Linked DNA regions of Homo sapiens: all the other regions are linked to region 1. A link is a loop called in an ENCODE intact Hi-C map of the cell type or tissue named here. Cell type or tissue: heart left ventricle. All regions are shown on one strand.

Evidence for each region. Peaks named below come from ENCODE experiments on the same cell type or tissue, not always from the same donor. Only the 100,000 strongest peaks of a DNase experiment are listed, where the experiment ranks them.
Region 2: a loop joins it to region 1, with 2.2 times the contacts of the local background. A loop is called at or near these places in 2 of 110 quality-filtered maps.
Region 3: it touches region 1 in a loop (5-fold over the local background); 3 of 110 quality-filtered maps call a loop at or near these places.

Annotation. Positions count from the first base shown.
Region 1 is chr3:9,911,378-9,919,377 of GRCh38, reverse strand. IL17RE (interleukin 17 receptor E) reads right to left here. Exons shown (of 16, transcript NM_153480.2): 12 at 7,781-7,935; 13 at 5,354-5,422; 14 at 4,779-4,830; 15 at 4,601-4,699; 16 at 2,981-4,127. The coding sequence ends at 3,571. IL17RC (interleukin 17 receptor C) reads right to left here and starts at 2,280. Exons shown (of 19, transcript NM_153460.4): 1 at 1,958-2,280; 2 at 1,644-1,665; 3 at 1,303-1,455; 4 at 969-1,043; 5 at 769-878. The coding sequence starts at 2,062. It also overlaps the pseudogene RNU6-882P. RefSeq lists enhancers at 2,369-2,558, 2,488-3,027 and silencers at 3,598-3,677, 3,858-3,917, 4,028-4,107. In heart left ventricle, a CTCF peak has its summit at 4,065; DNase peaks (open chromatin) are centred at 1,391, 2,317, 3,517, 4,017 and 1 weaker place; H3K4me3 peaks cover 3,882 bases; H3K27ac peaks cover 2,822 bases.
Region 2 is chr3:9,805,242-9,813,241 of GRCh38, reverse strand. It overlaps ARPC4-TTLL3 (ARPC4-TTLL3 readthrough), which reads right to left. Exons shown (of 12, transcript NM_001198793.1): 5 at 131-299. ARPC4 (actin related protein 2/3 complex subunit 4) reads right to left here. Exons shown (of 6, transcript NM_005718.5): 6 at 6,141-7,032. The coding sequence ends at 7,027. TTLL3 (tubulin tyrosine ligase like 3) reads right to left here and starts at 2,980. Exons shown (of 14, transcript NM_001387446.1): 1 at 2,848-2,980; 2 at 2,533-2,621; 3 at 131-299. The coding sequence starts at 2,580. RefSeq lists a silencer at 2,799-3,278 and an enhancer at 3,759-3,908. In heart left ventricle, no CTCF peak of the experiment used is centred here; DNase peaks (open chromatin) are centred at 3,041, 3,341, 6,318 and 6,907; H3K4me3 peaks cover 2,029 bases; H3K27ac peaks cover 2,193 bases.
Region 3 is chr3:9,499,374-9,507,373 of GRCh38, reverse strand. It overlaps LHFPL4 (LHFPL tetraspan subfamily member 4), which reads left to right. Exons shown (of 4, transcript NM_198560.3): 3 at 1,171-1,407; 4 at 5,063-8,000. The coding sequence ends at 5,163. Among named protein-coding and RNA genes, the nearest start is that of LHFPL4, 50 kb to the left of the region's middle. RefSeq lists a silencer at 3,835-4,129 and an enhancer at 5,323-6,048. In heart left ventricle, CTCF peaks have their summits at 3,782, 3,983 (motif pointing left) and 6,665 (motif pointing left); DNase peaks (open chromatin) are centred at 3,993 and 6,653; H3K4me3 peaks cover 310 bases; H3K27me3 peaks cover 2,932 bases.

The sequences.
Region 1 (8,000 bases):
CCACTGTGCCCGGCCAGAACTATTGTTTTTTTATGTGGCAAAAACAAAAACAAAAACAAAAACAAAAAAACTTTAAGAGATATTTCACAAGGAAGTTACACAAATAGCCAATAAGCATGTGAAAAAAGTGCTCAACTTCATCAGTCATTGGAAGATACAAATTAAAACCACAATGGCAAACCACTACATATGCAGAAAAATTATGACAATTACAACACTTATGCTTGTTTTGGCACCACATATACTACAACTGGAACAATACAGAAAAGATTAGCAAGGCCCGTGCCTGAGGATGACATGCAAATTCATGGAGGGTCCCATATATTTAAAATTCAAATATATTTAATTTAAAAATAAAATAAAATTACACCATCAAGTGTTGGCAAAGATGGGAAGCAACTAGGACTCCCATACACTGCTGGTAGGAGGGGAAAATAGTAGAAGCACCCTGAAAAACGCTTGGTGATTTCTCGCAGTCAAGCATATGAAGTAGAACTATTCTCATCCCCATTTTACAGACATAAAAGCTGAGGCATAACAGGCTGAAGGGACTTGCCCACAGCGCTGATCAGAATCAAAAGAATAGTCCCACCTCACATGGCTGTTGTGAGAATTAAATAAGTTGATACCTGTAAAACACTGGCTGTAATGCCTGGTACTGAAGGGTTTCAATAAATTTAATTCTTTTGTAATCCTCAAAGAGATAATGCATGTGAAAAAGTTTTATAGATTTTAGGTTTAGAAGGTGATTATTATTATTTTGCATACCACAGACTGACCAAACTGCACAAGGGCAGCAGGCACTTGCACCTCCAGCAGGACGCAGCGGGCAGTAGGGTAGGCCTGGAAGGAGAGCACGACTTGGGCCTGGAGAGAGGCTGTGGGCAACAGGGCAGGGGTCAGTCAGGCCCAGGAGCGGCAGGCCAGGCCTTGGCATGGGGCAGTTGGGCCAGCCAGGTTCTCCTCACCATTCCTAGGCTCCTCCACCCCTGAGTCAGCTGCTCCTCCAAACTTTTCCTCATCTTCAGGCTCTTCCCAGTGCCCTAGAAGGACCCAAGAGCAAGGCCCTGGGTGAGGCCCCCTGCTCTGGGCTGGCTGGCTTTGGCGTTGGCTTCCTTCTGGAAAGCCCAGTGCTGGGAAGCAGGGGCTGGGGAGACCACACTGGCCTGGGGGTCCTTCTGCTGGTGTCCTCCAGGAGAACACTGAGGATGCCTAGCACTGCTTGAGAGATCCCCTGGCCCTCATGCCCACCCCAGACACACTCACGTGTACACATGCACTGTCACAGGATGACTTGCTCACCATGCACGGCCAAGTGGACAGCCACACGCAGACAGAGGTCACAGTCGGTCTCCTTCTGGCACCTCAGCACCAGCTCTGTCTGCAGGTGCGTAGGCGCCAGCACGGGGCCCGGAGCAGGCACGATGTCCCCAGGCAGGCAGAGTATGTCACTGTCTGTGTGTGGAGGAGCGGGTGGGAGCTGAAGCTGTTCCAAGCCCAGAATTTGGTGGCACCTGACATACCCAGAGAGCCAAAGAACTTGGCTGTCCTAGGCTGAGGTGGGCATGGAGGGCATGGGCCTGGGACAGCTCTGCTCCCTTCGGCCAACCTGGGAAATTCTTTTTAAAAGTAGGGATACTTACCCCAGAGGCGGCAGGAGAGGCCCTGGGAAGGAAAGAAAGGAGAGTCAGAATTTGTGCCCCCACCATCTAGGCACTGTTCTCTGCCTAAGACCTCCACCTACCTTTTTCTGGGGCTCCGTATTCCCAGACCCTCCCAGAGAAAGACAGACCCAGCTCTTGCCCCTTCCCCGTTCTTCTCTTCTACCATCAGCACCAGACAGACCAGACAGGGCAGTTCTGGCAGTGGCAGCAGTGACAGGAGCCAGGCTAAGGCTTTGCTGAGCCAAAAACTGAACCCTGAGCCTTTCCTCGTCTCCCCAGGGTTCCAGACTCACCGGAGAGCAGTGGGTAGCGTCCTGAGGCCCCACAAGCCTCTCCAGAGAAAGGACCACTGGGCTTCGGCCCAGTGCCAAGGACAGCAAGAACCAGGGCACAGGCATCTTCTAGGTGCCAGGTGGCACCCAGGCCTGAGGCCCTGTGCTGCCCCCCCCCAAGGGGGGCAGACACCCCAGTCAGCCCGTGTCTGTGGGTGGCAGGGGCTGGAATCCCTCTTCAGCCTCCAGAGGGGGCGGAGGGGGCTGTGCTGGGTAGTTTGTGCACTCTCTGTCCTGGGAGTCCTGACTCTCCTCCTACTTCCAGCACGGAGTGCTTTCGTTTTGGCTCCCGGCAGGCTGCTGGCTGTTCCCGCCCCTCTCTGTCCCTCCCACCAACACCAGGCTTGGGAGCCAGCAGCCTTGGACTAGGGTGGTGGCCGCACCTCCTCCTTCTTTGGCTCTCCTCTCCCTCTGCTGACACCTGGCTGGGAGGGGCCCCTGAAGAAGACAGCGAATGCATCACGGCTGAGTAAGGGAGCTCTTACTCACCCCCGGAGCCCTAAGGAGGACACAGCCCTGGAGTCCTGGGCCCACTAAGTCTCCCCTTACTAGGCACACTCGGTCCCTTCAGACACTCTTTGGGCCTCGGTAACCCTTTGTGGGACAGGAGCTCTAAAAGCACGGACAAAAGGCACCAGAAAGTGGGCTTTTCACCACTGCCTGGCTCAAATGCGGTATGGGGAGTAGAAGGAACCCAGGACCCCAGAGCCTGGCAGACAGGGGTCCCATCTGTGCTGTTGCTGTGGGCCGGCTGTGTGATGATGGACACACCATCTGGCGAAGCCTCTGTTTTCCTCTCCTCTTGTAAGAATCACTGGGGGGGATCAAGGAGATTGCCCCATCCTCCTTTGCTTTTGGAGGCATTGCTTGTAAGAATGTGACGGATGCCATGCGGTATGGACACAGAGGATTTGGGCCAGCACACTGACACATACCCCACCAGGCAGGCTCCCCAGCCACACTAGAGAAGCACACTGTGTTTTCTTAGTTTGTCATGTTTGTCTTTATTCATCTTTCCGGATCTTGGTCCCCACCGCCAGCACCCACCCACCCCACCCCCAACCCCCACTGTCCTGACCACCTGGAGCCAAAAGCCTCTTTTCCTAGGTCCAGAGTCCTCTCTCCCTCTGGCCAGAGCCTCAGAGTGGGAAAGGGAATCCCTGGCCCCCAAGGAGGTTTTCTCTCAGCCGCCCCCTGCAATCCCCCACCGCCTCACCCTCCTTCAGAACTGACATGGCTCCTGCCTCCCTACCCCGGCCCCAACCTCTCCAGCCTGGACTGAAGCATAAGCACACTGCTCTTTCTGGAGTTCTGGAGAGGAAGTGGGAAGACCGCCCTCCCCCATCAGAACAGGGGTTAGAGGAGCTCTCAGTCAAGGGAAAGTATGAGGAGGAAGAGGGACGCGCGCGGGGACTGGGCTGGGACTTCCGGCCTGTGAGGCAGGGAATGCGGCTTTTCGGCCAGTCGTCCTCGAGGCACCCCAAGGATTTCAGGGTCGAAGGCTCATTCCGGGGTTCCAGCCAGTGTCCGTTGCGTTGCGGCCGCAGACACCCGGGACTGCGGTGGAGCTCTGCTCAACCTAGGTCTGCAAGTCGGGCGGCCTCTCGTTCGAGCCGGCTGCACAGCTCTAGGCGGCTCTGCCTGCGCTGCCGCGCCCCAAGGCGGCCCCAGCTGGTGGCCTCTGCGAAAGGCCGCGCGTCCAGCGCCCGCAGCAGACGCGGCAGGTCGCGCAGCAGGCGGTAGCGCGGCAGGGCGCGCAGCGGCGGGGGGATGTCGCCCTTGGCGCAGAGGCGACTGAAGTAAGCGAGCAGCAGCAGCGGGCGCGGGGCAGCGTGGAGCAGGGCGAGCAGGGGCGCGGCGCGGGGGTCGGGGCCGCTGACCGGGCGAAGGTCGGCGCCGCTCCACAGCAGCAGCACAGTGCCCTGCTCCCGCGCTACGCGCGTCCGCGCCGCCCAGAGCCACGGCAGCGGGCCCACGCGCGCCACGTGCCTCCCCTCCCACAGGTCCACGATCACGTCGCGCCCGCCGCCCAGCGCTGCCCGTAGCAGTTCAGCCAGCGCTCCCACCAGGCGCCGCTGCGCCTCCGAGTCCGCCGCGTGCAGGAGGAGCACTGGCCGCGCTGGGCCCGGGCCTGGTGGCGGGAAGCAACAGATGAAGGCTGGGCGGCTGAGGGACTGCTCAGCCCTCTTCTCCCCACCCTCTCGGGATACCGTAGGGTGCTCGCCTCTCCGCCCCCGCCCCCGCCCCTTATTTGCTCTGGGGGTTGGTACCGAAAACAGCCCTAGCCTATAGGGTGCTTATGGGCTAATTAGATAAAGGCACCCCTTCTGAAGAGAGGGTCAGGGCTCCAGGCTGGGCGAGTACAGCGCAGGCTGGATTTCTGCCCCACTAGCCTTTTGTACAGAGACTCAGTACAGTGACAATATGCTCAGAGGGCCCTTTGCCTTGCCTTAACCATTCCTGCTCACTTGGGGGCCTGAGGCTCCCTGCCTGGGTAACAGAGATTGGGTGCAGTGCTGAGAGCTCAGACAGGGGAGGGTGAGGGGGCAGCTAGTCTCCGAGCTGGGCAGGTCTGACTTCCCAGGTTACCCCAGGTGAGCTTACCTGACTGTGGGCGCCGGCAGGTGAGGGCCAGAACAACACCCAGTAGGGTGAGGAGGGCCAGCAGTGCCAGGATCAAGAGCCCCAGGTGTCTGTAAGAGACTGAGTCAAGCAGGATGAGGCCAAGCCCAGTTCCTCAGTGCCCAGCCTCCCTCTTACCTCCCCCTCCCCAAGAACTCACCATCCGGACACAAGAGGTGCTTCCAGGCAAACTGGACATCTGACCGCCACACCTGAGGGCACAGAGCCCCCCACCCCTATGAGCCAGGCATCTTCTCCTCCCGGGGAGCTGAGTGAAGCATGGAGCTGGGGGAGAGGGGAGTCCCCACTGGCTAGGGAATTCTTCCCAGGTGGGTTTGTGTCTGCTCCAGCTGCTAGCCTGGCACAGAACAGGTCAATGGTGGCAAACTCAAGTGTGACAGGGGCCAAACTCAAAAAGTAAACTCAAAGTTGACCAGGGCTGCTGTGAGGACCTGGAGAGCACAGGCCCTGACTGAAACAATCAGATGGCACTGAGCTCCAGGCCATTGTCACCATGCCAGAATGTGGACACACGGCACTAGGTTTTTCTGATTTTTCAACAGAGGCCAGAAATCCAGCTTTGTTTATATATGTAAATGGTGGTAAGCAATTTCAATTTAAAACACTGTGCTGGCCAAACCAAACATTTTTGCAGAATGGATTTTCCAGGGGTGGGTGCCACTAGGGGAGCAGATGCCAAGGCTCTGTATGTAGAGTGAGGGTAGGTTTCCTTACCAGGACACAGCACCCTGGCCTCAGGAAGGGAATGATGAGGTCTAGTGACACTGGGCTTGAGCCCCGGGCCTGTAGAAACAAAGAGCAGAAAGGCTGTCCCCAGGGAGGTGAATCTGGCCCTGTCTGGCCTTGAGTCTTTGCCCCTGCTGTTCCTCCCCACCACACCCCCAATCCTACGAGGCTTAGGCCAAGTGCCACCTCTGACAAGAAGGCTTCCCCAGTCACTCCGGCTCCCACTGATCTTTCCCAGAGCTCAGCTCCTGCTGCAGTCAGGTATTTGTCAACAGACAGACTCTGAGTGTGTCCTCTGTGCCAAGCCCTGAGGAAAGAAGGCGGGTGCGGACATTGTCTGTGTCCTCTAGCAGCTCACAAACCAGGAAGGCTGTCTCACTTTACTCTCCTGCACAGCTGAAGAGGTATCAAAACATATCATTGAAAAGAATGTAAGTTTTAAGGTCAGGAGACCTGGGTCCAGGCTTAACTGTTGCCTTTGTAGTCCCTAGCTTTGTGGTCCTTGCATGGAGGTAGGTTACCTCTCTTTCCTAAGGCTCACTTCCCTCATTTTTATTTTAATTTTTTTATGTTTGTTTATTTATTTATTTATTTATTTATTTATTTTTTGAGACAGAGTCTTGCTCCGTCGTGCAGGCTGGAGTGCACTGGTGCAATCTTGGCTCACTGCAACCTCCACCTCCTGGGTTCAAGCTATTCTCCTGCCCCAGCCTCCCAAGTAGCTAGGATTACAGGTGCACGCCACCATGCCCAGCTAATTTTTGTATTTTTAGTAGAGACGGGTTTTGCCATGTTGGTGAGGCTGGTCTCAAACTCCTGACCTCAGGTGATCTGCCCTCCTCAGCCTCCCAAAATGCTGGAATTACAGGCGTGAGCCACTGCGCCTGGCCTACTTTCTTCATTTTTATATGGGGGATAATAATCTTTATTTTACTGGGTTATTGAGAGCATCAAATGGGTATATGCACATGAATGTCTTTTTAAATAAACTACAATGTATATTCATTTATTGGTAACAGCTATTATTAGTCTATGAACTCCTTAACTGTGTTATATACTTTTCTTGTATCTCCCAGAGCCTGCTACAGGGTGGGCACAAAGCATACTAAATTGGACAGAATTTTAATTAAAAACATTTTTTTTAGAGTCAGAGTCTTATGCTGTCACCCAGGCTGGAGTGCTGTGGCATGATCATAGCTCATTGCAGCCTTGGACTCCTGAGCTCACACGGTTCTCCCACCTCAGCTGGGACTACAAGTGTGAGACACTGCATGTGGCCATCTTAAGCGTGACTTGGTCTTTCATACTGTGTTGCTATCACCTGTCTGCTTGGGAGCCCTCATACAATGCAAAACAAACATATAAGCTGCAAGTGAGCATTTAAGAAATAACTGTTTGAAAGAGCTAGTCATGCTTAGTCAGCGTGGTGCTGTGGTATTGAGGGTGTACTTGACTGTGGTTTTTATATCAGATACATGGAAGATAGTCTGATAAAGTGCTCCTAGTTACGTAACAGGTGAAATTTGTCAATAGTTTACAGGATTGTGCAGAGCCTGTCAGCTGCATGGGCTCTGCCTCCTAGGATAGATAACTTCTGCACAGGTGCCTCGTGGAGGCAGGAGAGTAGTGGTAGCGGACAGCTGGGTTCAAGGGAAGGCATCAGTATTAAATGTTGTTCTGTTAGGCTAGAGCAGTGGTCCCCGACCTTTTTGGCACCAGGGACTGGTTTCATGGAAGAAAATTTTTACACAGAGGTTGAAGGGGTTGGGGTTTGGGGGAATGGTTTCAGGATGAAACCACCTTAGATCATCAGGCATTAGATTCTCATAAGTAGCTCACAACCAAGATCCCTCGCATGCACCGTTCACAATAGGGTTTGCGCTCCTATAAGAATCTAATGCAGCCACTGGACTGACAGGAGGCAGAGCTCAGGCAGTAATGCTTGCTCACCCTCCACTTACCTCCTGCTGTGTGGCCTCGTTTCTCACAAACCACAGACAGTTACTGGTCTGCGGCTCACGGATTGGGACCCCTGGGCTACAGGACACCTGAATGTGGGAGGGCCAGTCCCTTGCCTCTGTTATTCCTGTAAATTCAGAAACTGAAAGGATTAGAAAATACTCCCTTAGCTTGCAGTGAGCCGAGATCGCGCCACTGCACTCCAGCCTGGGTGACAGAGCGAGACTCTGTCTCAAAAAAAAAAAAGAAAAAAAGAAAAAAAAGAAAATGCTCCCTTGAGGAACCTACTGTCAGCAAGTTAGCTGAACAGAGGCTGATCACGTAAATAAAGTAAACCAGATGGTAAAAGTCAGGGATTTGTTTGTTTCTGCCTTCCCAGGGTCTATCTCAATGAGGTCACAAGGAAATTGAGGGCTGTGCTCTGAGCAATAGGACCTAGTGGGGGCGAGGCCATACCTGGCTGACAGTGTACACGGGGGGCACCAAAGTGTCCTGCCCCAAGCCTGGGAGGCTCCAGGCAGCACTGAAGGTGGCATGCATTCTTGAGGAGAAGTGAAGAATCAGCTGCTGGGCTTGGGTATCCATGCTTACATTCCAGGATGTGAGAGACCCTGTTTGGGGCGGGGTGGGGGTGTTGATAGGAGTTGGGCTTTGGGTGATGAATTCAGGGCTGGGC
Region 2 (8,000 bases), 110 kb after region 1:
ATGCAGAGCCCAGAGCTGATGAGTTTCCTCTCCCTGACCCATAGCCCATAAGGCCTCAACTCTGGGACAGTGGGAACCAAAGGAAAAGGACTCAGGAGCAACAGCTGTGGAAAGGGAAGGAACCACTCACCATCCTCAGTGGTGTCACTGTCACCCATCGCTGAGCTATCCAGATCCTTCTGGGGTGGCAGCAGGGTGGGGCCTGAGCGATGGACCATCTTCTTCTCCACCCAGCCCCTCCGGCGCAAGAGACACCGGATCACCGGGTAGCAGCCTTGGATTGTAAAGATCTTCTTCTGCTGCAATGTGAGAGAAGGATACTTCTTCAATAAGTATTGCATAAGTGCCAGACATAGGGGATATAAAGGTGAACCAGACAGTTATGGACTCTGCCATCAGGAAATTTTTATATTCCATTAGGAGAAATAAACAGACTATAAATAAGTAGAGAAATAAATATGCATGGTAATAATGATAATAGCAATGGCTAATATTTATTGAGGACCTACTACATGCTGAGCACTTACATGCATTACTAACAATACTGTGTGTTTTTATTTTGTTTTGTTTGAGACAGGGTCTCACTCTGTTGCCCAGGCTGAAGTGTAGTGGCACAATCTCGGCTCACTGCACCCTCTTCCTCCTGGGTTCAAGCGATTCTCTTGCCTCAGTCTCCTTGAGTACCTGGGATTACAGGTGTATGCCACCACGCCCAGATAATTTTTTTTTTTTGAGACGGAGTCTTGCTCTGTTGCCCAGGCTGGAGTGGCACAATCTTGGCTCACTGCAACCTCCACCTCCCGGGTTCGAGCGATTCTCCTGCCTCAGCCTCCCCAGTAGCTGGGAGTACAGGCGTGTGCCACTGCGCCCGGCTAATTTTTGTATTTTTAGTAGAGACAGGGTTTCACCATATTGGCCACGCTGGTCTTGAACTCCTGGCCTCAGGCCAAGGCCCGCCTTGGCCTCCCAAAGTGCTGAAATTACAGGCGTCAGCCACCTCATCTGGTGCCCAAATAATTTTTATATTTTTTGGTAGAGACTGGGCTTCACTGTGTTGGCCAGGCTGGTCTCCAACTCCTGGCCTCAAGTGATCCTCCTGACTTGGCCTCCCAAAATGCTGGGATTACAGGTGTAAGCCACCGCGTCTGGCCAATACTATGCATTTTTATTAGATACTGTTATCTCCATTTTACGGGCTATGAAACAGAGGCATAGAGAAATTAAGCAGGGTGCCTGAGGCCCCATAGTGGTTAAGCAAAAGAGCAGGGATTTACATCCTGGCAGTTTGGCTCCAGAAACTGCATACTTAATGGGATCCAGAGAAACTACTTAGAAATACATGGTCAGGGAAGGTTGAAAGGAAGCCATGAATGTACAGAGCTGGGAAATGGCGGTTCAGGCAGAGGGGAATGCATGTGCAAAGGCCTTGAGGCTGGAGAGAGGTCAGAAGGAACTGAAGGGAGACCAGAGTGAGTGGAACATGGAAAATGATGGGGAAAGCCCCAGAGGAGGTAGGCAGTGGCCAGACTGTGGAAGGCCCTGCAGGCCTTGGAACGGACTTGGATTTCATACTAAGAGTGTCATGAGCAAAAAAGGCTAACTGAGGGAATCTTTCTAAGCTTGGCTTGCTGCTGTATTACAAAAAGATGAGGGGACAGGATGGAGGTAGACCAGCTAGGAGGCTGTCATAGTTTGCCTAGGAGAGAAATCACAATTACTAAAATGAAGGTGGTTACAACACAGACGGGAGAAGGTGCTAGAGTTGAGAATCGTTTTGGAGGTGGAGATGACAAGTGGTTTTGCTGATGGAATTAGACCTGTGGGTGAAGAAACAGAAAGATGAGATTTCTGGCGTGAGGAACTGAGAGATGGGAAAGACTGGAGACTGGGGAGGACGACAGGTTTGGGCAGGAAGATCAAAGTCTGGTTTGGGACATGAATTTGAAATGCTTGTTAAGTTTTCTGGGTGTAGATGACAGGTAGGGGCTAGATCTACGGGATGTGGAGTTCGAGGCTGGGCTGGAAGGGGCACGGAGAGGGTGCAGCACACTGACTGGACTCAGCCAAGGACACAGCCAAAGGAGACAGACCTGGGGAAGGGGCCAGGGGGCCACTAATGGCTGAGGAACCTTTAAAGGCCGCTGAAAAGCAGCAGCCAAAGAGGGAGAAAGGAAAACTAGGAGCGTGCAGTCAGACAGCCAAGAGGAAGGGTGTGTGGGGCAGCGGTGTCGAAAGATACAGGGTGCCCAACCGAGATCAAGACCGAAAGGCACTGCTGGGTTTGGCTCCCTGGAACTCACCAGGCACCTTGATTAGAGTGGGACATCGCAGGGAACCAGAGTGGAGGGAGCCCAGAAGTTTGGTGCTGAAGGGGTAAACGGGGAGGTAGTTGAAGATGGGTGTGGTGGTTGAGGATTTTTGCTATTGTTTTTTCTTTTGCTTTTGTTTTTTAAGGATATAAGAAAACAGCGCAGGGAGACAGGCTGAGCCGCTCCCAGGGCCCTTTCTAAGCGCCCCTGCCCCTCCTCTGACCTTGACAGCTCTCTCCACGTAGATTTTGGCGTTTCTGAGCCGGTTCATGTGAGACGCCTTGGAGGATCCTCGCCAGAGGACCGGGAAACCTGCAGAAAGATGCGGAATAGGGGCGGGGTACACTGAGGCTGGGCCTAGGGTCTCGGCCTAGGATCTTTTCTGGCCGCCCATAGCCACGCCTCTTTTCTTCCTCCTGCCTTCATCCAGATGCCCACCCTCAGCCGCTCTTCTCCCGACCCCCAGTCCCTCCACCCCAGCGTCTTGTCGTCCTCGCAGCCGCTGTAGGCCAGAGCGAGCGGGCCGCACGGGCCTCACCATCCTGCGGAGAGGGGTCGAGGACCGGGGTGTGCGGGGGGCCGAGGGGGTGGGTATCCGAGGCGCCCTGGGCGTGGGTGCCTGGGACCAGCGTCTTGAAGGCGCCGCTGAGGCGGCGCGCAGGGGCGGGGCTGCCCGCCTGGCATCTGCCGCCTGCGTGACCCTCCTCGGACTGGGCGGAGGCAGGGCCGGCCCATGGCAGCCTCCTGGGTGGACGGAACTCGGAGCGGCGCGCCGAGGGGAAACTGGTGCGTGGCTCGAGCGGCTGCGGCTTCCGCAGCCAGTTGCACACCGCGCCGCCCTCCTGGCGGTACCAGGAGGCCGAGCCCCGGCGCCCGGGCCCCAGCTCCCTCGCGCTCAGGAGCAGTGGCGCGTCGGGGCCCTGCATGCGCCCCTCGCCGCGCTCGCCCTCCCAGGGCCCCTGATCCCGCGCCCCTCCGCGTCGCCGCCTCCTCTCCCGGGAAGTTCCTGCCTAGGCTCGAGCCTTGTCCTCCGTTCCAAGCCCCGCCCCGTTTGCTATTGCCTTGGAAACCATTCCCTGGGCACCATCAGACCGCTCGGGGCTGGTTGGGGGCTGCGATGGGCCCCGGGGCAGTCGAGCGAGGGCTTCCTTATGACCTGGGGCCTCACCCAGACCCTTGATGAGCAGGGCACTGAAGGCGGAAGAGAGCACTGAGCCCCAGTTAGTTAGTGTTGCGGTTCCTTATCCAGTACTTCCTGGTGCCACCGGCCCTAGGGTTTGAGTGATTCCACAGTATTTATAGGCGCTAACAAATGGCCCCTGACCTCATGGAGCTTACTAAAAGCCCAGTGTGAGGGGAATAAAAAGCAAGTAACAAAGGAAGAGAATAGTTTACAGGTATAATAAGGGCAATGAACAAGCAGAGGTGAAACCAGGAAGGGGGCGCATTTTAGATAAAGTGGCGCATTTAAGCTGAAGGTGTAAATGCCAGGAGTCAGGAGTCACCAGGGAAAGGGGAGGAACTGCACTTCAGGGAAGGGACAGTCCCAGCAACAGCCCTGAGAAGGGTAAGAACCTCTGTGCGAACTACAAGACAGCCAGGGTGGCTGGAGCCTGGTGAGGCCAGATCAGACCTGCTGGGCCTGGCAGATGGGCCTAGGGTAAGGTCCTTAGCGAGGGCAGCATATGGGGGTAACAAGAAGGTGCAGAGCACACCCTCCCCAGAAACTGGAAATGGAAAAACAATCATTTGAGTCAACTGCGAAAGAAATGTAATAGTTCACAACAGTTATGCCTGGCCCCCAGGCTAAGACTGTAAGCAACCTTTTTGGAAGCACTGGCAAAATATTATCCTCAAAAGTCACAGGGGAGGTAAGGCTCCAAGATGTTAAACAATTTGCCTCAAATCACAGAGCAGAGGCAGCACTGGAACCCAGGTCTGACTCCAAAGCCTGTCTCTTAAACACCTGTTATCACTCAGGTTGCCTGCCAGTCACAGAAGGACCACACAGGGACAGTTTGAGAGGCAAACTCTAGCAGTGCCCCCGCAGGCAGAGTCGAAGAGTGTCCTGGTAAGAGCCCAGCTTTGTCAGTCACTGGGTAGATGTGCTCTTAAGAGTGAAGGTGGATCCCCCACCTTCCTGTCCAGCTGACCCCAACTCCCCTTTAGCTGATGGCTGGACTTCCCGAAAAGCATGCCCCCCAGGAAAGGTGATTTAGGGAATTTGGACCCTGGGAGAGAGATACATGACAAATGAGGTTTGTGGCTGGCTCACCCAGGCAATGCTGTCCTGTGAGGGTTGTTGAGTGACCAGCTGCTATATCCTATTAGTCACCCAGTTTCACTGTGAGCACCTTTAACATTCACTGCAAAGCTAGAACATAGCCATGTGCCCTGGAGGAGGGAACACCTAATTCAGAGGGGTGGCGAGGTAGGTCACAGAGGTAATGTCATAAAGGAGATGATAGCACTTTGGGAGGCTGAGGCGGGGGGATCACCCAAGGCAGCCGAGGCAACATAGTGAGACCTAAAAAAAAACAAAAACCAAAAACAAAAAAATTAGCTGGGCGTGGTGGCACAGGCCTGTGGTCCCAGCTACTCAGGAAGCTGAGGTGGGAGAATCACTTGAGCCTGGGGAAGCTGAGGCTGCAGTGAGCCATGCTTGCGCCACTGCACTCCAGCCTGGGTAACAAAGCGAGACCCTGTCTCAAAAATGAAAAAAAAAAAGGGGGGGGGAGGAGGGGGGCAATAGCTGTTCCAAGTTGCCCTTACCCCCTCCTCCCTTTAACATCACCTTGTCCACCCCATCAGAAGAAACCCCTCTGGCCATCTGGAGGAATCCCTTTTGAAAGCTCAGCTCAAAGGTTCACCCTTCTTGAAGCTTACCCTGACACCCACTCCTATATTTACCCCTTGGCCCCCAGACTTCCAATATTAAATATGAAACACTTCAGTGAACCTTTTACACACCCAGCCCTTTTCCTGGACCTCCAAGCCTCAAGGCAAGGATAAACATCATGAACACTGGAAATTATTCAACAGCCCAGCCACTGGGCTGGTGGAAAAAATATAGTTCAGTCAGTACCTGTGTAGCAGCGACCGTATCAGATTGTTTATATTCATTATCTCCACTTCATAGACTAAGAAACTGAGACACAAAATAGAAGTAACTTAGCCAAATCTGGCAAGAAGAATCAGGACTCAAACACAAGGGTCTTTTGTCTTTTTACTTCAAGGTGTTACTAAGGTCTAGTACTATCCAATGGAACTTTCTGCAATGATGGGAATCTCTATGTATGTGTTGTATATGCTGTATGTCTATATATGCTGTTATATATGGTACAGTCACTGGTAGCTGTTAAGTTGCCAGTGGGACTGGGGAACTGGATTTTAAACTTTATTTAATTGTAATAATTAAAATTTAAATAGCCACTTGTGGATGGTGATTACTGTTTTGGCACAGGCAAAAGTCTACTCTCTTGCTCACTGGCTAGATTTGGGGCAAGCTATTACATCTCATGTTTGGAACCTCAGTTTCCTTATCCACCAAATGGGAGCACTGTTTCTCTGAGGTTACTTTTTAGCCCAAGTAAGTTCCTTATGTGAAAAGCACCAAAGCTCTGTATAGGCAGACAGAGCAGTTTCAGAAATTAATGGTGCCTGGACTGCAATGAATGGAGTCTCTGGGTTGGGACCCCTGGCAGGAATAATGGCAGGACCAATCATGAGACTGCACCCAGTGGGGAGCTCCAGGCACAATTACCAGCCATCTGGTCTCAGGGAAAAGAAGCCCCACCTCCCCTCCTTTCACACACACACACAGCATAGACCTCATGCAGCCCCAAAGGGGCAAAAAGAGACTTTAATTAGGGGAGGGAGGATCCACCAGAATCAGAAAAGGGACAGCTAGCGTGGGAGCAGAGGAGCCAGAACAGGCAGGAGGAGGGCCCGGCCAGGAAGCTCTGGAGGACTCACCTCGCCACCTCTGGCACAGGCACTGGCACTGACGGACAAGGCGAAACAGCGGCCCCTCTCAACTGGGAGGGCACCCAATGGCCCCTGTAGCCAGAGGTTGCCCGGCTTTTGGGCCCCAGGTCCTAGGCATGACTGGTGGTCACCAATTTGGCCCTTGTCCCCAACCAGTGCTGGGGGGCCATCTTTAGGCAGAACTCAGGAAGCTGGCAGAGAGTTCCCAACACTTATACTGGGGCCAAGGAGGCTTGGGAATAAAAGGGCAAGGGAGAAACTGGAGTCTGAAACCTCCCTCCCTCCCCACCTGGGGTGGCATAGGAGAGAAAAAATAAGTCGCCTTCTGGCTCCAGGCCCGCCCAGACCCACAGCAACCAATAACGTATAATCACTGGGACCAGTCACAGCCACTGGAGGTGGAGGTTTAAAAAAAAAAAAAAAAAAAAAGACAAAAAGGTTACAGTATCCTACAAGCACAGAGTTTAAGTTTCAAGACGTTAAAAAAAATCTGTCCCGGCCCAGGGGACTGAACATCAGAAGCCAGCCTGACCAGGCACGTGTGGCCTTGGGGCAGGTCCACTGCTGCTTTCTTGCCCAGCTAGCAAGCACACCACCCACCTCCCGCATCAAATGCCCACCCCAACCCAACTCCCTGCCGCCGCCGCGCTGCTCGGGGAGTGACTCCAGGACGCCTTCGTGGAGACATGGGTAGTCTGAGGGGGAAGGCCACGAGATCCAGCCAGATGGTTTAAAACTGTCAAGAGAACCAAGAGGCAGTGCATGGTGGTTATTATTGCATCCTGGTGGCACTGCTCTAAGGAGGTGCATGAACCTGAGAGCTGCCACTGTGCTCATATCTGTGAGGGGCAGAGTTGGGTCCCAGGACACCTTGTGGTCATGCTCTAATTCAGCCAGCTTTCAGAAGTGACCTATGGGCACCGGCCCTAAGCCTAGCACTAGATAAGGCAGAAAAATTAAGAGCCATGAGAGCTTCTCCACAGCTCCCTTGTGCCCTGGCATGGAGGCTGCTAGAAAGCCCTGCCAGCGTCCTGCCTGGTGAACTGAGGTTGCTTTCTTTAGGCATGGGGGCTCTCATGCAAGGGGCCTGGGGACTCAGAGGGCCAAGTGGAAAAGGACCCAGGTTCTGGTACTTTTGTGTCAAGCTCTGGATGAACCTCCAACCAAGCCAGGCCCTTGAAATGTTTTCTGCCCTCAAGGGTCCCCCATGCTGCCTAGGACAGCCCTGCACATTTTAGAGACCAAAGGTTGTGAACCAATGGCCCATGCCTGAAACTAGCCCAAAGATGAGCACTGCATGGCCCACATGGTGTTTAAAACAATATGAATTAGTTGCCAACCTTGAAAACATGGAAGATGCCATATACAAATCCAAATTTGGGGGTTCAATGGCCTGGAGCTGTGTGGGAGCCAGCCCCTGCACATGAGGCATGCGCTCAGCAGCTCCTCACCCTGCCCACTCCATACTCAGCCCACTCCATAGCTACCCGACCTTTGGATGCACCTGAATTTGTGACCCTTGACAAAGGCTATGGTACTTTCTTAGACCTCTGAGTCCGAAAACCCAGCTCCACATTCTGGTTCCTCCTCTTACTGGCTGAGGGACTTTGGACAGGTGCTTTTACTTCTAAAGCCCCAGTTTATTAATCTCTAACATGGCGATAATAGCTGACTCAAAGACTGTTTTGAGTAATAAATGGGACA
Region 3 (8,000 bases), 410 kb after region 1:
AGTGTGGCATATCTAGAAAATAGCTGAGCCAGGATTTGAGACCCAGCCTTCTTAATCGCTTTGCTATTACGTACCTCTCTCCACACTACATTGCAAGCTCCATGCAGCTAAAATCCAAGTCTCCCCACCCCGCAGGCCTGGTCTAGTGCCTGGCATATGGTAGGCCCTGGATAAATGCTACCTGAGTGCCTGGCACCGTGCTAAGTGTTTTGCACGCATTACTTCATTTAATCCTCCTAATCGCCCTTGAGGTAAGTACAATGGTATTGACTGAAACAGGCCTGTTCAGGTTCAGCGGCATCTGCCAAGGTCATACAGCCAAGTTAGGGGAAGAACTAGGCTAAGTCCTATCATTGGCACTCCATAGTCTGTGCTCTTAGCAAAGTGCTCAACTGCATGAATGAAAGTATATTCTAGCATCGTGAATAAAAGGAAAATGGTGCCCAATAAACATTTGATGGGTGAAGGACAAGAATTTAAAAAATAACAATGAGGGCGGGTGTGGTGGCTCACTCCTATAATCCCAACACTTTGGGAGGCTGAGGTGGGCAGATCACTTGAGGTTAGGAGTTCGAGACCAGCCTGGCCAACATGGTGAAACCTCATCTCTACTAAAAATACAAAAATGAGCCGGACATGGTGGGAGGCACCTGTAGTCTCAGCTACTCAGGAGGCTGAGGCAGGAGAATTGCTTGAGCCCGGGAGGTGGAGGTTACAGTGAGCCGAGATCACGCCATTGCACTCCACCCTGGGCAACAGAGCGAGACTCCGTCTCAAACAACAACAACGACAACAATAATAATAATAATGAGGATGGGAGAGATGGGAGAGGGAGTTGGTCCCGATGCTAGAGGAAGTTGAAGGAGGTGGCTGTGGGTGGCTATGTTCTCATATTCCCAGAATGCTTCCTGGAGGAGGAGTTGATCTCATGGGGAAGGGAGAGGGCATTGCGGGTTCCAGAAAGTTTCTGCTACCCATCGTAGACCTCTTTCTCTCTCTCTTTTCCCTGCCCCTGCCCTCTCTTTCTCCCTCTGTGGAAGTGGGTAACAAGCACGTGGTTGGGTTGATGTGCCCTCAATAGGGTGGGGCCCAGACTGCGGACACTAGCGAGTAATGGTCTTTTCTCTTCCTTCCTGACCGTGGTGGTGGGCCCGGTGCTCTGCCCCTCAGCTCTGTGCCTCGTCCTGGGCTGCATGATCTTTCCTGATGGCTGGGATGCCGAGACCATCCGGGACATGTGTGGGGCCAAGACGGGGAAGTACTCCCTGGGGGACTGTTCAGTGCGCTGGGCATACATCCTGGCCATCATCGGCATCCTCAACGCCCTCATCCTCTCCTTCCTCGCCTTCGTGCTGGGCAACCGGCAAACAGACCTGCTGCAGGAGGAGCTCAAGCCGGAGAACAAAGGCGAGTGTGCTGTGGGCTGGGGGGCAGCGGCGGGAGCCAGGCCTGGTCCTGGGAGGCAGGATAATTTCAAATAAAAGGAGTAAGAGGGTTGCATGAATTGGAAACCCTGGCTGGGCGTGGTGGCTCACGCCTATAATCCCAGCACTTTGGGAAGCCAAGGCAGGTAGATCGCTTGAGCCCAGGAGTTCAAGAGTAGCCTGGTCAACATGGTGAAATCCCCTCCCTAAAAAAATACAAAAACTGGGCTGGGCACGGTGGCTCACGCCTGTAATCCCAGCACTTTGGGAGGCCGAGGCGGGTGGATCCTGAGGTCAGAAGATCCAGACCATCCTGGCTAACACGGTGAAACCCTGTCTCTACTAAAAATACAAAAAAATTAGCCGGACTTGGGAGGCTGAGGCAGGAGAATGGCATGAACCCGGGAGGTGGAGCTTGCAGTGAGCTGAGATTGCGCCACTGCACTCCAGCCTGGGAGACAGCGAGACTCTGTCTCAAAAACAAAAAAACAAAAAAACAAAAAAAAACAAAAACTAGCTGGATGTGGTGGCAAGTGCCTGTGGTCCCAGCTACTCAGGAGGCTGAGGTGGGAGGATCACCTGAGCCTGAGAAGGTTGAGGCTGCAGTGAGCTGTGATTGTGCCACTGCACTCCAGCCTGGACTACAGAGTGAGAGCCTATCTCAAAAAAAAAAAAGAAAGAAAAGAAAAGAAAAAAAGAAACCTGCCTGACAGTACAACCACCTTTTAAATGATTTGATGTTCTGCCTCAGATCTGATCATTTGCCTGTGACCCAGCAAACCCACCTCGGGTACAAACCCATGAGAAGCGTTCAAGGGCGCTGGTGGCTGCAGCTTCACTGTAGCAAACAGCTATAAACAGCCCAATGGCCATGGACAGGAGGCCGGATAAATACACGTGACATGTTCACATCACAGAGCAGCTCACAGCTGTGAAAATGTCACACTTCAGTTATATGTACCACAGTGGATGTATCTCAGTAATATAATGTTGAGAGAGGGGGAAAAAAAAAAACAAGTTCCAGAAGATGACAGAGTGATATATTTATTGAGCTCGAAAGTAAGCAAAACTAAGCAATGTATTGTTTAAACACACATGTATTTGTGGCAGTATTTTTTTTTTTTTGAGATGGAGTCTCACTCAGTCACCCAGGCTGGAGTGCAGTGGCGCGATCTCCACTCACTGCAAGCTCCACCTCCCGGGTTCACACCATTCTACTGCCTCAGCCTCCTGAGTAGCTAGGACTACAGGCACCCGCCACCACGCCCGGCTAAGTTTTTGTATTTTTAGTGGAGATGGGGTTTCACCGTGTTAGCCAGGATGGTCTCGATCTTCTGACCTCGTGATCCGCCTGCCTTGGCCTCCCAAAGTGCTGGGATTACAGGTGTGAGCCACCGTGCCCAGCTGTGGCAGTATATTTTTTTAAAAAGCAAAGAAATAATAAATATGAAAGGTAGGATGATGGTCATCTGTGGTTATGATGGAAGGGGAGGAAGTCAAGTATATGAGCTGGAGCGTGGAGGTATATGCAAATTATGGGTAGCGTTAGAGTCCTTTTTTTTTTTTTTCCTTGAGACAGTGTCTTGCTCAGTTGCCCAGGGTGGAGTGCAGTGGCACGGTCTCGGCTCACTGCAGCCTCCAGCTCCTGGGTTCAAGTAATCCTCGTGCCTCAGCCTCTTGCTCTTGAGTACCTGGGATTACAGGCATGTTGCCACCACACCCAGCTAACTGTTGTATTCTTAGTAGAGATGGGGTTTCACCATGTTGGCCAGGCTGGTCTCAAACTCCTGGCCTCAAGTGATCTGCCTGCCTCAGCTTCCCAAAGTGTTGGGATTACAGGCATGAGCCAGCACACCCGGCTGAGTTATAGTTATTGAATGGTGAGCTCACCAGTGTTGATTATTGTATTTTTTTAAGAGATTGGGGGAGGGGGCCTCACTCTGCTGCTCAGGCTGGAGTGCAGTGGTGCAATCATAGCTCACTGCAGCCTCAAACTCCTGGGCTTAAGCGATTCTCCTGCCTCAGCCTCCTGAGTGGCTGGGACTACAGGCATGCGCCACCACGCCTGACTAATTTTTGTATTTTTTGTAGAGACGAGGTTTCCCCATGTTGCCCAGGCTGGTCTTGAACTCCTGGCTTCAAGCAATCCTTCCGCCTTGGCCTCCCAAAGTGCTGAGATTACAGGTGTGAGCCACCTTACCTGGCACATTGTATGCTTTATAATTAGTGTATTGCATATAAACTTTCATATATATCAAGTAGCATTAAAATACAATAAAGAAAAAAGGCCAGGTTCAGAGAACTCCAGAGCTCCAGTAATTTGCCCAAAGTCACTTAAGTGGTGAAGGCAGAATCTGAACCCAGGTCCAAGTCCAAAGTCCAAGCTCTTCCCCCCTGTCTCAACCTGGTGAAGCCAGAGATTTCCTGCACGGCTTTGGGAGCTCTCCTGGGATGCTGATCTGCTAACCTGTACTCAGAGGCAGGTTCTAAATACCTGATGCAGTCCCTCAGACCCCGGGATTACTGTGGTTTTGGTGTGAAGTCAAGGCCTGCCCTCTGGCGGCAGCTTTCAGAAGTGCAAGACAGACTGAGATCTGGCCTTTCTCAAGAAGGGGTGTGGGGATGTGACTGATGTGAAGTGGGCCCCCTCGGTGTCCTTCTCCTCCCTTCCCAAAGCCCCCTAACAACTCAGTGTTAAAAATCAATGTAAAGGAGCCCCAGTTTTCCTCCCTTCAGTGTCCAGGGAGTCTCCGTCCCTCACTGGGAGTTCAAGATGAGTGAGCCTCCCACTTCAGTTTTAACCCAAAGACCTCCGAGCCAAAAGCCATGGCGCGCACCTGTGGTCCCAGCTACAGGCTGAGGCAGGAGGATCGCTTGAGCCCACACGTTCAAGACCAGTCTGGGCGATGTAACAAAACCCAGTTTCTATTAAAAAGAAAGAAATATATATATATATTTAAAGAAGACCTCTGGAACCAAAGAAAAAATAGATAAATAAATTGCTTCCATTTCCAGCATATTCTATGACCAAACACTGCCAAGTCCTTGGCTGTCATTATTTGTCTCTTTTTGACCCTTCGGAATTACCCTGTGAGGTAGGCTATGATCCTTATTTTGCAGATGAGAAAATCGGGGCTCAGAGAGGTTAAATGGCTTGCTCAAGGCCATCCTGCTGGTCAGGTGAGGCTAGGATTTCAGCGCTTGTGCAGTCTGCCCCTCTGCCCCTCTGACCTTTTTTTTTTTTTTGAGATGGAGTTTCACACTTTTTGCCTAGGCTGGAGTGCAGTGGTGCAATTTTGGCTCACTGCAATCTCTGCCTCCTGGGTTCAAGCGATTCTCCTGCCTCAGCCTCCCAAGTAGCTGGAATTACAGGCATGCACCACCATGCCCGGCTAATTTTTTGTATTTTTGGTAAAGACAGGGTTGTGCCATGTTGATCAGGCTGGTCTTGAACTCCTGACCTCAAGTGATCCACCCGCCTCAGCCTCCCAAAGTGCTGGGATTACAGGCGTCAGCCACCGCGCCCGGCCCCTCTGCCCACTTGTGCCCTGGGGAATGTGCAAGGAAAGCCTGAATGCCCAGGCAGCCTCTGACTTTCTCTAATTCTCTCTCCTTCTCTCTCTCTCTCTCTCTCTTAGATTTTGTGGGCTCTACAGTAAGCTCCGTGTTGCGGCCCGGGGGTGATGTCTCTGGATGGGGAGTCCTTCCCTGCCCCGTGGCTCACTCACAGGGACCCTGAAAGGCCAGGATCACAGCCCAGTAATTGGCCTGACCTCAGCTTGTCCTGCCTTCTGCCCTCTCGTCACTCCATTCAAGCTCTGAGGGAAGACCCTGATCTCAGACTTACTTCTCACCGACTACCCTGCAAGCTCCAGGCTTTGAGGAGAGGAAAGCCTGGATGTGGCCTGGGGGAGAGGAGAGGCCCTCCAAACCTTGGGAGGGTCTAATTCTTGCTCCTCCCTCAATTTGACCTAAGGGAGCCTGCATCTGCGTAGGCCCTTGGGCTTCTCCTCTCCTCTCTAGACTGGCCTGGAGGTCCCTGCAGATCCCCAGGGAGAGCGGAGCTGTAGTTCCAGCTCCCCAGGCCCCCTCAGTCTGGAGGGCTGCCGCCTGGCTGTATCCGCACCTCTTCTGGTCCCTGCCTCTTCAAGAAATTTATTCTAGATACTGCTCCAGGGTGGGCTGGACTCTTTCCTACTTTTTTTTTTTTTCTTTTTTGGCTGATGTTGGTTCCACCACATCTGCCACAAAGCTCCAGGTGCCACCAGTCTCCCCTGGGACCTCCTCTGCTCCATTCCGGCCTGCTCCCAGCTCACCCTGAGGGAGAGCTGCACCGAGGGATGCACAGGGCCCTGCTGTCAGCTGCAGACCGGGGCCCTGATCAGCCCAGAGTCAGAAAAGACTTTCAGGCTCTGGAGGTAGCGGGAGGGGGTACGTGGCCTCGGCAGTTGGAGCTTAGAAGCTGCTCAGCCCGGGCTGGCCTGGCCTCCTCTTCCTCTCTGCTGGAACATCTCACTGATGACTGAGCCCTTGACCTTGGCCTCTTTTGCCCAGGCCTCCTCTCTGCTGGGATGTCTCACCAATGACTGGACCCTTGACCCTGGCCTGTTTTGTACAGCACAGACTTCTTGGCCCTGTTGTCAGGGTTGGGGGTGTGGAGGGGACCCCAGAGGTGGGGAGTTGGGGGATGCATTACCCCTTCTGCCCCTTTTCATGCCCTCCATACCCCAGGCGTCTACCAAGGGCAGAGACTGTCTTGTCTCTTTGATACTTTTCTGCATAACTTGAACTTGCAGGTCATCTCTGAACAGGGTACCCCTGTCCCCCTTCCTAAGCCTTGTTACCCTGTCCCAGCCTCTTCCTCCTCCTGGCCCACCTCTCGCCTTGCGATATGCCCAGGGTCTGCACCTATGGGCAGTGCTTGGAGCCGAGGCATGAGTGTATGTGTATGTGGGTGAAATGTGTGTGCGTGTGTGTGCGCGTGTGAGCGTGTGTGTGTGTGTGTGTGTTGGGGGACAGGTGAGAAGTTTCTCCCCCCTCCACCCACTGTGGGGGCGTCTCCCTTCCCCTTGGCAGGGAGCAGGTGAGGGAGACTCCTGGTATTTTTTGAACACCCGTCATTCCCCTGTGGGTCTGGCGGCAGAGCCATCTCTCCCGGGGAGCCTCCCTGCCCTGGGGCCTGGACAGCTCCCTCAGCACTAGTTGCTGGTGCAGACCGGCTTCGTCCAGCGCCCCCTCCTGGCGGCCTGGACCTGCAGGGAAGGGGCGGTGCCCTGCAGGATGCCAGGGGAAGCCGCCTCGGGCCTCGGCGGAGGGGAGAGGGTCGCTTGAGCGCCATGTGTTTGCCAACCTTGTGTTCATTTCCACAGGACTTGGACCTGAGAGTTAGGGTTTCCAAGAAAGACCCTAGAAGTCCCCTGCCTGTCTCCCCACTCTGGACCCTAGCCGGAATCAGATGTTGGGACCTAGTGGGTTCCTGCCACCTGGAACTTACCAAGTCCCGACTTCACTCCTCCACTTACTCCTCCCGGGCAAAGCCTCCCCGCAGTGCTCTGGTCCCAGCGCTGGGCTCCCCTTCCCCGCCGGCGCCTTCCCGGACAGTCCAGTCGGCCTGGGGTAGGGGCGCTGCGGGACAGAGGGTCCGAGTTAAATGCGGGAGGATGCGGGAGCCCCGTGGGAGGGAGTTGGGGTAGGAGGGAGTTCCTCAAAGATGCAAACCAAGCCCAGCGTTGGAGGGGGAGAGCAGAGTTAGGAGAGAGTGAGGGGAGGGGCGCAGCAAGCGACTGGGAATGGGAGAAGACACTGGGGTGAGGAGAAGAGGGGTGCAGAGACAGGGAGATGAGAGATGATTGGAGAAGGAGCGAGGGGGACGCACAGGCACAGAGAAACAGCGCGAGGAGGAGAGATCGAGAGAGACGGGGCAGAGGTGGAGAGAGATGAGAGACCAGCTGAGAGGCTGCCCGAGAGCTTGGGGTGGGGGAGGGGAAATGGATGAAAAGGCGGAAAAAGGACTCGGGAGCGGGGAAGAGGTAAATGGAGATGTGGGTTGGGGGCAAGAATGGGATGCAGAGGAAGGAGAGGAGGATGAAGGAGCCAGGATGCGGGGCAGTGGGGAGGGGGTTGCTATCTGGGCACTGGGTGAGGGGAGAGCTTGTTCCCCCAAGGACGCCTGCCACCAGGTGTCCTTGCCACACCTTGTTCCCCAAGGACACCCACCAAACCTGTGCCCTGGTGCGGGGGATAGAACTGACCTTTCAGAGGCTGGAGGCCCGGGGCACAGGCAGCCAAGGCCGCATCCTTTTGGGAAGAACTGGAGTGAAGGAAGCCACTTCAGAGGACGTAGTGGGTCCAGCTGACTTAGGAGTGGGTCAGCGCCGGGTGGAGAGGAGGGAGGCTAGTTCCCTGGTGGGGTAGCCTGGCAACATTCCCATTCCACCGCACCTGGCCAGCTGCCATCTTGGCAGAGCCAGGGGGAGATGCACCAGGGAGTTTGGAGTCAGGAAGGCAGAGTTGTGTGGGCTGAAGTCTGCGGGAACCCCAGGGTGACACAGGCAAGGGGTAGAAGTCAGAGTGGGG